Linked DNA regions of Homo sapiens: region 2 is linked to region 1. A link is an interaction called in ENCODE POLR2A ChIA-PET data of the cell type or tissue named here. Cell type or tissue: GM12878. All regions are shown on one strand. Each heading gives the region's core, and the rest is flanking DNA. Links, peaks and the distances in the headings are about the cores only.

Region 1 (5,380 bases), core at 102-5,101:
TTGGAGATACAAGGTCTCACTATATTGCCCAGTTTGGTCTCAAACTCCTGGGCTCAAGCAATCCTTCCACCTCGGCCTCCCACAGTGCTGGGATTACAGGTGTTGAGTCATTACGCCTGGCTAACAAACATGCTTTTAAAATGCAGTGCTAAATGCAGGGGAAAAAAGGGAAATCATCAAGGACTCAGAAACTGAGGAAAACTGAAGACCAAATTTGTATTTTTGATGCTCTCAAGAGGAATAGAAGATAAGGCCTTATGACTGAGACCCCTACATGAAGTAGTCAAAATTTCCAAAGTAGTACACTTAAAAAGGAAGACAAGAAAAAGTCATTCCAGTGGAAAAGAGAAGGAAACGTCAATAAGGAAATGTCTGCTCTGTGTTGACTTCGAGTGGAAGTGGGTTTCTCCCGTGAGAATTCAAACTTAGGTTCACTCCTCACACCCTATTTGGGGTTCAGATTTTCACGATCCATGCTGTCTGTGAACCTCTAAACATAAAAACATAAAAACTCATCCAGAACTACGCTACTACAAGGTCTCTTTACATGAGTAAATACAAAACTGAATCTGGAAGGATATTCCCACTGCTTTTGTAAACTAAAAATAAAATCCCCCCCAAATGACTGAACTGACTCTCTCTTGACTACAGAGACCCCAGAGAAACTAGAAAAATTGAGTTCTTGGCCTGGACAGGAAGGAAGACTAGATACACCTCATTTTATCTCTCCATCCCCTGCTTCTGGAGTTTAGGCAAAACTGACCAGCATTAATGTTAAAATAGAAATTATAGGACCTAACAGAATGGACTTTTTGTGACAATAAGATACCAAATTATAAACAGGACCTAAGGCCAAGCCAGACAAGGGTTAACTCACACACCCCTACAGGTCACTCTAACCCAGTGTATTGGTTAACAGACTTTCTTATAAGATTCCCTTCTGCTGAATCCAAATTTTTAGACAAAGCTTTACTCTATAAACCAACTGCAAATTACAGAATCTCATCTCTGAATCCACCTAAAATCTTTAAGTCCTCACTTCAAGATATTCTGTGTCTTTTCGGTTTGAAACAATGTATACTTTCCATGTATTGATTTATGACTTTGTAACTCCTGCCTCCCTAAAACTGTAATTCGACTGTAGTGGGTACATTTCCTTGGGACCTCCTGAGACTGTTTCCCAGACCATGGTCACTCATATTGTCTCAGAATAAACCTCTTTAAAATGTTTTCACAGAGTTGGGTCTTTCCATTAATACCTATGCCAGTAGTTCTCAAACCTTCATGCTTCAGAAACACCAGATTGCTTGCTGGCCTCACTCCCCCGTCTCTAATTCAGAAAGTCTGGACCAGAGGTCCATGAACTGTCATCTCTACTATTATCCCAGGTGATGATGCTTGGATAATTTAGATTTTGAATTATCAGGCAGAGAAGTTCTTTCCCTCCTCTCCTTGTTGATTCTAGGCCAGTGGACCAACTTTTCAAAGTACCAAGTGTTGACAATTTAAAATTCATAAGATGTTGATTCAAATCTGGTACAAGTACTGTCTCTATTATTTAATAATATAGAACGTTGTACAGACATTACAGTATAGAACACTGCTACAGATTTAGGGATCAAGGGAGGTCAAAGAGGTCATAATGGGAGGAAGGAAGGAAAGGCAGGTTTTATGCTTAGCATTAAATCTGATAAAAATGAGTCTAGGAGTACACCTCTATTAACACCAAACCATTTTTATTACCAAAACATCAACAGAAGTGAAATGAACCTGAGGCAGGCATAAGAATGCATTCCATAATTCCAGATGAACAAGTCAGAAGTCATTAAAGGCTAAAGAAAAACAATTTTATATGTAATATATATCTTGGGTTTATATATATATCAGCAAGTCTTAGAGATAATAGGAGATGCTGAGCCAGACAAACTTTTCCCAAAACAGAAACAGGTTTCAAGTTCTACTCAGTGACTACAACATGCCTCTAATGGCAACCACTAGTGAGCCCTAAGGACTTCCTTCCCAAAGCAGCAAAGAGGCAACTTGTGTGGGGAAATGGAATTTCTCAAGAACCTGGTCCTCTTTCTAATCAGTCAGGACTACTCTTCACCTTAGATTTACAAATAAGCACAGCATGAGTTAAGAATCTTCAATTCTCCTTTAAACTCCCAGACTTTCTCTACTTGCCTTAATTACCTTTAACAAAAATGAAGTTTCTTATTCCACAATTAAGGAAAAACAGTTAAATGCAAAGGGCCCAGGAAGAGCAAACTCTCACTAAATTTTATTCATTTTAAATAAATGTGAAAACACTTAGAAATCAACACTCTATATAAGCAACTTGTTACTAAAAAATAAGACAAGATCCTTTTTTGTTTTGCAGAAGATGGATATAAGCTGGGGAAAGCAGAAAATTAAGAATTTTATATTTGGATCACACAATAGTTTACAAAATGACTTCTAACATTACCTCATTTTATTCTCCACAAGCTGAGGTTTTCATTTTTAAACTATGTCCAGATAATACGTAAAATGTGGTTTTTTGGTTGCTGAGACAGAGTCTCGCTCTGCTGCCAGGCTGGAGTGCAGTGGCGCGATCTCAGCTCACTGCAACCTCCGCCTCCTGGGTTTAGGCGATTCTCCTGCCTCAGTCTACCAAGTAGCTGGGACTACAGGCGCGCACCAGCCAATTTTTGTATTTTTAGTAGAGATGTATTTCACCATGTTGGCCAAGACAGTCTTTATTTCTTGACCTCATGATCCGCCCACTTCAGCCTCCCAAAGTGCTGGGATTATAAGCATGAGCCACCACGGCCGGCCTAAATGTGTTTCTATTAGTGAAACTGAAACTTTTTAAGGCAGTTCAGTGAACATGCTGCCCTTGAACTACATAATGTACACAGTCTCATTTCACATAGGACTTTCATTTGATGTATAATTCTTATACTCCTCAGATCACAATTTTGCAATGAAATTCTGTCTCTCAACCAGACAACTAATATATTCTCCTGAAATGTTATTTTACTTGCAGATATAGAAGAGGCTCTGAATGTTGTTTTCAAAAGTTACCATGTTGTTTTCAAAAGTTACCATAAACATGCAGAAACAAAAAAATTTTGCTCTTTGATACGTGCCAAGTTTTTTTTTTTTTAAACCGAAGCCCAAAGAAAATAACAGTTTGATATGCAGTGGCTGCTCAGAAAGGCACTCTAGTAGTATAACGTATTGCAATCACACCATGATGAATAGTAAAATACGGTATTTTCCTATCATTGGCTATAACTGCTAGTCCACCAAAACACAGGAACTATAAATAAAGTGGTTTCCTAAGTCTAAGGAGGCCTGCATGGCTAGTATTTGAGTAACAGACTAGTGATGTTATATACTATATTTTTCACAGTTCCTAATTACACAAAACATCACTGGTTCACAAAAACTAATTTAGCTTGATGCTACAATTGTAAGTATCACTATATTTCTACCAGAATACTAGATTCTACTCATGTATCTGTAACTATAATAATTTTAAGCTATAATTATAGATAAGAGACTAAAACAAAAAATCTAAAGTATAAACATGAAACCAGTGAAAATAGGAAAGATACTAAAACAACCTGAAATCAAGAGATCCTTTGAGAGATACCCCGCCTGGAGGTGTTCTGTAAACAGCTGAAGCTCAGAGGGTAGGAATATAAATTTAGGAGTGTTGATATACAGATCATCATTCATGAAGCTGCAGACATAGACAAAATTGCCCCTCAAAAGTTTATGTAATGAAAACAAGGCCCAATACGGAAACCTAAGAAACACCAACATTTAATGCTGGGTACTTGATTAGCAGGAGGGTGGAGTGTGATGGAAGCCAGGCGAAGGAGGTTTCAAGGATGCAGGATGAAGGGCTGAAAAATATCCACCAGATGTATTAGGTGAGTGCAAAAATAACTGCAGTTTATGCAGTGTTGGAATTTGCCGTTTGGTATTGGAATACGTTCTTAAATAAATGTGGTTATGTTATATATCATTTTAATGGGAATTTCTCACTTTATGTTCTTTGTTAATGACTTATTACTTGCTATTTATGTTTATTTTAGGCTAAGGAAATGATGTTAGACAAAAAGCAAATTCAAGCAATTTTCTTATTTTAGTTCAAGGTGGGTCATAAAGCAGCAGAGACAACTTGCAACATCAACAATGCATTTGGCCCAGGAACTGCTAACGAATATACAGTGCAGTGGTGGTTCAAGAAGTTCTGCAAGGGAGGCGAGAGCCTTGAAGATGAGGAGCATGGCTGGCCATCAGAAGTTGACAATGACCAATTGAGAGCAATCATCGAGCTGATCCTCTTACAACTACATGCGAAGTTGCCGAAGAACTCAACATGAATTGTTCTATGCTATGGTAGGTTGGCATTTGAAGCAAATTGGAAAAGTGAAAAAGCTCGGTTAAGTGGGTGCCTCATGAGCTAACCGAAAATTTAAAAAAAAAAAATCGTTTTGAAGTATCATCTTCTCTTATTCTACACAAGAACAAGGAACCATTTCTTGATCAGATTTTGTTATGAGAGGAAAAGTGGATTTTATACAACAACCGATAACCAGCTCAGTGGGTGGACCAAGAAGTAGCTCCAAAGCACTTCCCAAAGCCAAACTTGCACCAAAAAGAGGTCACAGTCACTGTTTGGTGGTCTGCTGCTGGTCTGATCCACTACAGCTTTTTTTTTTTTTTTTGGAGACAGTTTCGCTCTTGTCATCCAGGCTGGAGTGCAATGGCGCGATCTCGGCTCACAGTAACCTCCGCCTCCCGGATTCAAGTGATTCTCCTGCCTCAGCCTCCCGAGTAGCAGGGATTACAGGCATGTGCCACCACATCCGGATAATTTTTGTATTTTTAGTAGAGATGGGGTTTCACCATGTTGGCCAGGCTAGTCTTGAACTCCTGACCTCAGGTGATCCACCCGCCTCAGCCTCCCAAAGTGCTGGGATTACAGGCATGAGCCACCGTGCCCAGCCACTACAGCTTTCTGAATCCCTGCAAAACCATTACATCTGAGAAGTATGCTCAGCAAATTGATGAGGTGCACCGAAAACTACAATGCCTGCAGCCAGCACTGGTCAACAGAAAGGGCCCAGTTCTTCTCGTTGAATTCTTGGCACGTCGCACAACCAACGCTTCAAAAATTGAACAAATTGGGTTACAAAGTTTTGCCTCATCTGCCATATTTACCTGACCTCTCGCTGACCGACTACCACTTCTTCAAGCATCTCGACAACCAACTTTTTTGCTGGGAAAAGCCTTCTACAACCAGCAGGATGCAGAAAATACTTTCCAAGAGTACGTCCAATCCCGAAGCAGTGATTTTTATGCTACCAGAATAAACAAACTT
Region 2 (5,380 bases), core at 189-5,188, 130 kb before region 1:
CTCTCACACTATACACTTCCTAAATACAAGGTATTGTGATTAATGCTGGGCAGGAGAAAGATGAGTAAGATAAAAACCTGACCTTCAAGCCCTCATTAGTACCTACACACCAGTGCCAACAAAACTGACAACTCCAAATGCCTATCAGATATCTCCTGCTGTATGTCCTATAAACACCTTAAAGTCAGTGTCCCAAACTGAACTCATTTTCTTTTCGGAAGCTGTTCCTCCTCAATTGTTCTCTGAGTTATGCAATTTCATTCATCCAAATGCCTTCAAATCCTTGTCTTTTCTGTTCTTCACCCCATATCTCCAAAATGCTGTCAATTCCACCCCCTAAATATCTTTCAAATCTATCTCCTCCTCTTCATCCATACAAGGACTTCCCCTAGTCCAGTCCCTCATTTTAGGTCTGGACGATCTTAACAGCTGTCAAGTGGTTTGCCTGTCTCCTATAAACTTTCTTACTTATTTATTTAGAGACAAAGTCTCACTCTGTCGCCCAGGTTGGAGTGCAGTGGCACGAGCTTGGCTCACTACTACCTCCGCCTCCCAGATTCAAGCAATTCTCCTGCCTCAGCCTCCCGAGTAGCTGGGATTATAGGTGCCCACCACCATGCCCAGCTAATTTTTGTATTTTTAGTAGAGATGGGGTTTTGCCATGTTGGCCAGGCTGGTCTTGAACTCCTGGCCTCAAGTGATCCACCCACCTCGGCCTCCCAAAGTGCTGGGATTACAGGCAAGAGCCATTGCGCCCGGCCTCCTACAAACTTTCAAAGTGATCTTCCTTTCCACCATCTCTTCCCTGCCTAAAATTACCCTTCTCTGTGCCAAAGTGCCAGCCATACCAAACTGCCTCCAGTTCAACTAGTGAATCTCCGTATATCTATACCTTTATAGATGCCACCTACTTTTTCCTAAAACTTCCTTTCCTCCTTGCTGGTCTTCTACTCATCCTTCAAAACTCCATCTAAGTGTCATCCTTTCTGGAAAGGCTTCACACAAACCTCAGGTCCTCCTCCCCCACGTTTCTCAGTTGCTGCCTCGCTCTGAGCGTTATGGCCCTCCCATTCACAGATATACTGTTGCTCAGCTCCACTGCTCGCTCATCCCTCCCTGCCATGCTATACCCTCCATTCAAAAAGTAAAATCAGGGGCAAGGAATAAGAGATTTGTTTTATGGAATTTTTTAAAAAGTTTTTACATTTTTGGAGATGGGATCTTGCTATGTTGCCCAAGCTAGAGTGCAGTAGCTATTCACAAGCACGATCATAGCTCATTGCAGCCTGGAACTCCTGGGCTCAAGCAACCCCCCCACCTCAGCCTCCTAAGTAGCTGGAACTACAGGCATACACCACTGAGCCAGACTTGGAACATGTTAAACTTCTCTAAATCAACATAAAATTTCACCTCATGGACTCTGATCTCAATGTTCATGTTTCAGTAAGTGTATCAATATTTAGAACTTGTAATCAGGAATCCAGAGACACTTCAGTAAGGATTCCAATTCTAGGGGTGCCATCCTTTAGATGAGGGTAAACTCTGAAATTCACTGGAAATTCCATCAGTAGCCCTCTGCTGTTGGTACCTCAACACTCTCTTAGGCTAAAATTCTGTGACCATGCAAACGGTCCCATCATTAGGTCCACTCTGAATTTATAATCCCCAGTAAAAGCTAATTTCACCCAATGGCAAACACTTACAATATAACGAAACGGGCATTCCACCAAGAGAGTTATATTCAGAAGACCCAAGCACTATCTGATCTTTTTTTTTTTTTTTTTGAGACAGAGTCTTGCTCTGCCACCCAGGCTGGAGTGCAGTGGTGCAATCTCGGCTCACTGCGACCTCCGCCTCCTGGGTTCAAGCAATTCTCCTGCCTCAGCCTCCCGAGTAGCTGGGATTACATGCATGTGCCACCATGCTGGGCTAATTTTTTCTATTTTTAGTAGACATGGGGTTTCACCATGCTAGCCAGACTGGTCTCGAACTCCTGACCTCATGATCCACCCGCCTCGGCCTCCCAAAGTGCTGGGATTACAGGCATGAGCCACCGCACGTGGCCGCACTATCTAATCTTTAAAGAGACAAAAATATTCTTCCAAAAATGGTTGTCGTAAGTGTTCTTGTATATAATCCTTCTTCCAGTGATCAAATTTGAGCTGAAAAAATTGTTGGTAATATTTAATTTGCTGAGGCAAAACAAATCATTCATGGTTTGTCAATTTGTATTTATTTTACAAAGAACAGTAAATGTTCCATCTGGCAGTACTAAAATGCTTATTTACCAGGTTACTCAAAGGTTATTCTACCTAAACTGAGAGCAAGCTGGCCATATAAATAAATGGTGAAAAATACAACAATGTTACCTAGAAACCTAAAAAACCTTAAAAAGTCAAAGCTTTTTCAAGGAAAGAAGTTAAATCTTAAAAATAAAATTAAGGTAAAATGCCTTTTTAAGGGGAGGTTTTAAAAAATAATTTTAATTAACTAAATTTTTGATCAGGTAGTATATTCACATGGTTTAAAATTGAAAAGTCACAAGAGGTTAAGTAGCAATAAGTCTTTTCATCTGTGTTCCCCAGCTAGCTAGTTCTTTTCCCTGGAAGCAGTTACTGGTTTCCTATCTGTCCTTCCATGGATAAACTATGATAATATAAATAAATATATGGCTCACGCCTGTAATCCCAACACTTTGGGAGGCCGAGCTGGGTGGATCACGAGAGGTCAGGAATTCAAGAACAGCCTGGCCAACATGGTGAAACCCCATCTCTACTAAACATACAAAAAAAATTAGCCAGGTGTTGTGGCACACACCTATAGTCCCAGCTACTTGGGAGGCTGAGGCAGGAGAATCACTTGAACACATGAGGCGGAGCTTGCGGTGAGCCAAGATGGTGCCACTGCACTCCAACCTGGGCAACAGAATAAGTCTCTATCTAAATATATATATATATGATGTGTATATATATGATGTATGTATGTGTATACATACACACATACACAACGTATATTACAAAATTGGTAACATATTCTATAAACTGTTGGGGCAAAGCTTACTTTTTTTTTTTTTTAAAATACAGTCTCCCTCTGTTGCCCAGGCTAGAGTGCAGTGACATGACCTTGGCTCACTGCAACTTCCACCTCCCCAGTTCAAGAGATTCTTGTGCCTCAGCCTCCTGAGTAGCTGGGATTACAGGTGCCCGCCACCACACCCACCAAATTTTTTTGTATTTTTAGCAGAGACGGGGTTTCACCATGTTGTCCAGGCCAGTCTCAAACTCCTGACCTCACATGATCCACCCACCTCGGCCTCCCAACGTGCTAGGATTACAGGCATGAGCCACCGCGCCCAGCCACAAATCTTACTTTTTAAAATGCTTTTAATTATGACTCAAATGGTAGAATGAGAACATTTAAAGATATTGGAAATATCAAATCTAAAAGTGCAAAATTTTGGAAATTGCTGGCCATCAGCTTTTCAAATATACAAAGAGTTATAAGAGCCCTAAAATTTAGCAAAAACATTCAACTTTGGCTGGGCACAGTGGCTCATGCCTGTAATCCCAGCACTTTGGGAGGCTGAGGTGGGCGGATCACCTGAGGTCACGAGTTGGAGACCAGCCTGGCCAACATGGTGAAACCCCATCTCTACTAAAAATACAAAACTTAGCAGGGTGTGGTGGCGTGCACCTGCAATCCCAGCACTGAGGAGGCTGTGGCAGGAGAGTTGCTTGAACCTGGGAGGCGGAGGTTGCAGTGAGCCGAGATTACACCATTGCATTCCAGCCTGGGAGACTGATCGAGACTCCATTTCAAAAAAAGAAAAAGAAAAATTAGCCAGGCATGGTAGCGCGTGCCTGTAATCCCAGCTGCTTGGGAGGCTGAGGCACAAGAATCGCTTGAACCCAGGAGGCAGAGGTTGCAGTGAGCTGAGATCGCACCACTGCACTCCAGCCTGGGCAAAAGAGTGAGACTTTGTCTCAAAATAAATAAATAAATAAATAAATAAAAACAAGAAATCTGGCTGGACATGGTGGCTCATGCCTGTAATCCCAGCACTTTGGGAGGCTGAGGCAAGAAGGACTCCTTGAAGTCAGGAGTTCAAGACCAGCCTGGGCAACATAGCAAGACTCCTGTCTCTACAAACAAATTTTTTTTAATTAGCTGAGTGTGGTTGTGCACACCTGCGGTCCTAGCTATTTGGGAGGCTGAGGCAGGAAGATCACTTTAGCCCAGGAGTTTGAGGCTGTAGTGAGTTATGATCATGCCACCGCACTCCAGCCTGAAAGACTGAGCAAGACCCTATCTTTAAAAAAATTAAAATTTAAATCCAGCCTGGGGCAAGTAAATTTCCTTTTGTAAGGAGGCAATCACTTTTCATCAGTACTTACAATGGACAGTCTTGAGTTGAGAGAATGCAAAAAGCTGCTTTCAAGAATTGAGTTTCGGCCGGGCGCAGTGGCTCACGCCTGTAATCCCAGCACTTTGGGAGGACGAGGCGGGCGGATCACCTGAGGCCAGGAGTTCAAGACCTGCCTGGCTAACATGGCAAAACCCCATCTCTACTAAAAATACAAAAATTAGCCAGGCATGGTGGCAGGCGCCTGTAATCCCAGCTACTGGGGAGGCTGAGGCAGGAGAATCACTTGAACCCGGGAGGCGGAGGTTGCAGTGAGCCGAGATCCTGCCACTGCACTCCAGCCTGGGCAACAAGAGTGAGATTCCATCTCAAAAAAAAATAATTGGGTTTCTCAGATTGCCAGTGAGTTCAAGATGAAGGCAAGCTTGTCTATAAACCTGGCCTTAGGTAACATTGTTCTATTTTTCAGTTTACTCATATGGCCAGCTTGCTCTCAGTTTAGGTAGAATAACCTTTGAGTAACTGGTAAGTACGAGGCATTTTAGTACTGCCAGATGGAACATTTACTGTTCTTTGTAAAATAAATATAAATTGACAAACCATGAATGATTTGTTTTGCCTCACAGTATTTTTCTTTTTTCTTGAGACGGAGTGTCACTCTGTTGCCCAGGCTGGAGTGCAGTGGTGCGACCTCAGCTCACTGTAACCTCCACCTCCCGGGTTCAATCAATTCTCCTGCCTCAGCCTCCCAAGTAGCTGGGATTACAGGCGCACGCCACCATGCCTGGCTAATTTTTGTATTTTTTTAGTTGAGACGCGGTTTCAACTAAACCAGGCTGTTCTCGAACTCTTGACCTCAAGTCATCTGCCTTGGCCTTGCCTCACAAAAATTAAAAATGTAAATTAAAAGCCACAAGAGGCTAAATAGCAAAAAGTCTTCTCATATGTGTTCCCCAGCTATATAATTCTTTTCCCTGAAAGAAACTATAGTACGAATTGGAAAAGGACCACTGCACT

The links. Peaks named below come from ENCODE experiments on the same cell type or tissue, not always from the same donor. Only the 100,000 strongest peaks of a DNase experiment are listed, where the experiment ranks them.
Region 2: POLR2A ChIA-PET joins it to region 1 with 5 read pairs; 5 of 35 experiments call an interaction of 5 or more read pairs at or near these places.

Annotation. Positions count from the first base shown.
Region 1 is chr9:36,380,673-36,386,052 of GRCh38, forward strand. The region is part of intron 2 of RNF38 (ring finger protein 38); the gene reads right to left. Among named protein-coding and RNA genes, the nearest start is that of RNF38, 17 kb to the right of the region's middle. In GM12878, for the core only: no CTCF peak of the experiment used is centred there; DNase peaks (open chromatin) are centred at 2,599 and 2,849; H3K4me3 peaks cover 789 bases; H3K27ac peaks cover 1,887 bases.
Region 2 is chr9:36,250,220-36,255,599 of GRCh38, forward strand. The region is part of intron 1 of GNE (glucosamine (UDP-N-acetyl)-2-epimerase/N-acetylmannosamine kinase); the gene reads right to left. Among named protein-coding and RNA genes, the nearest start is that of GNE, 5.5 kb to the right of the region's middle. In GM12878, for the core only: no CTCF peak of the experiment used is centred there; no DNase peak of the experiment used is centred there.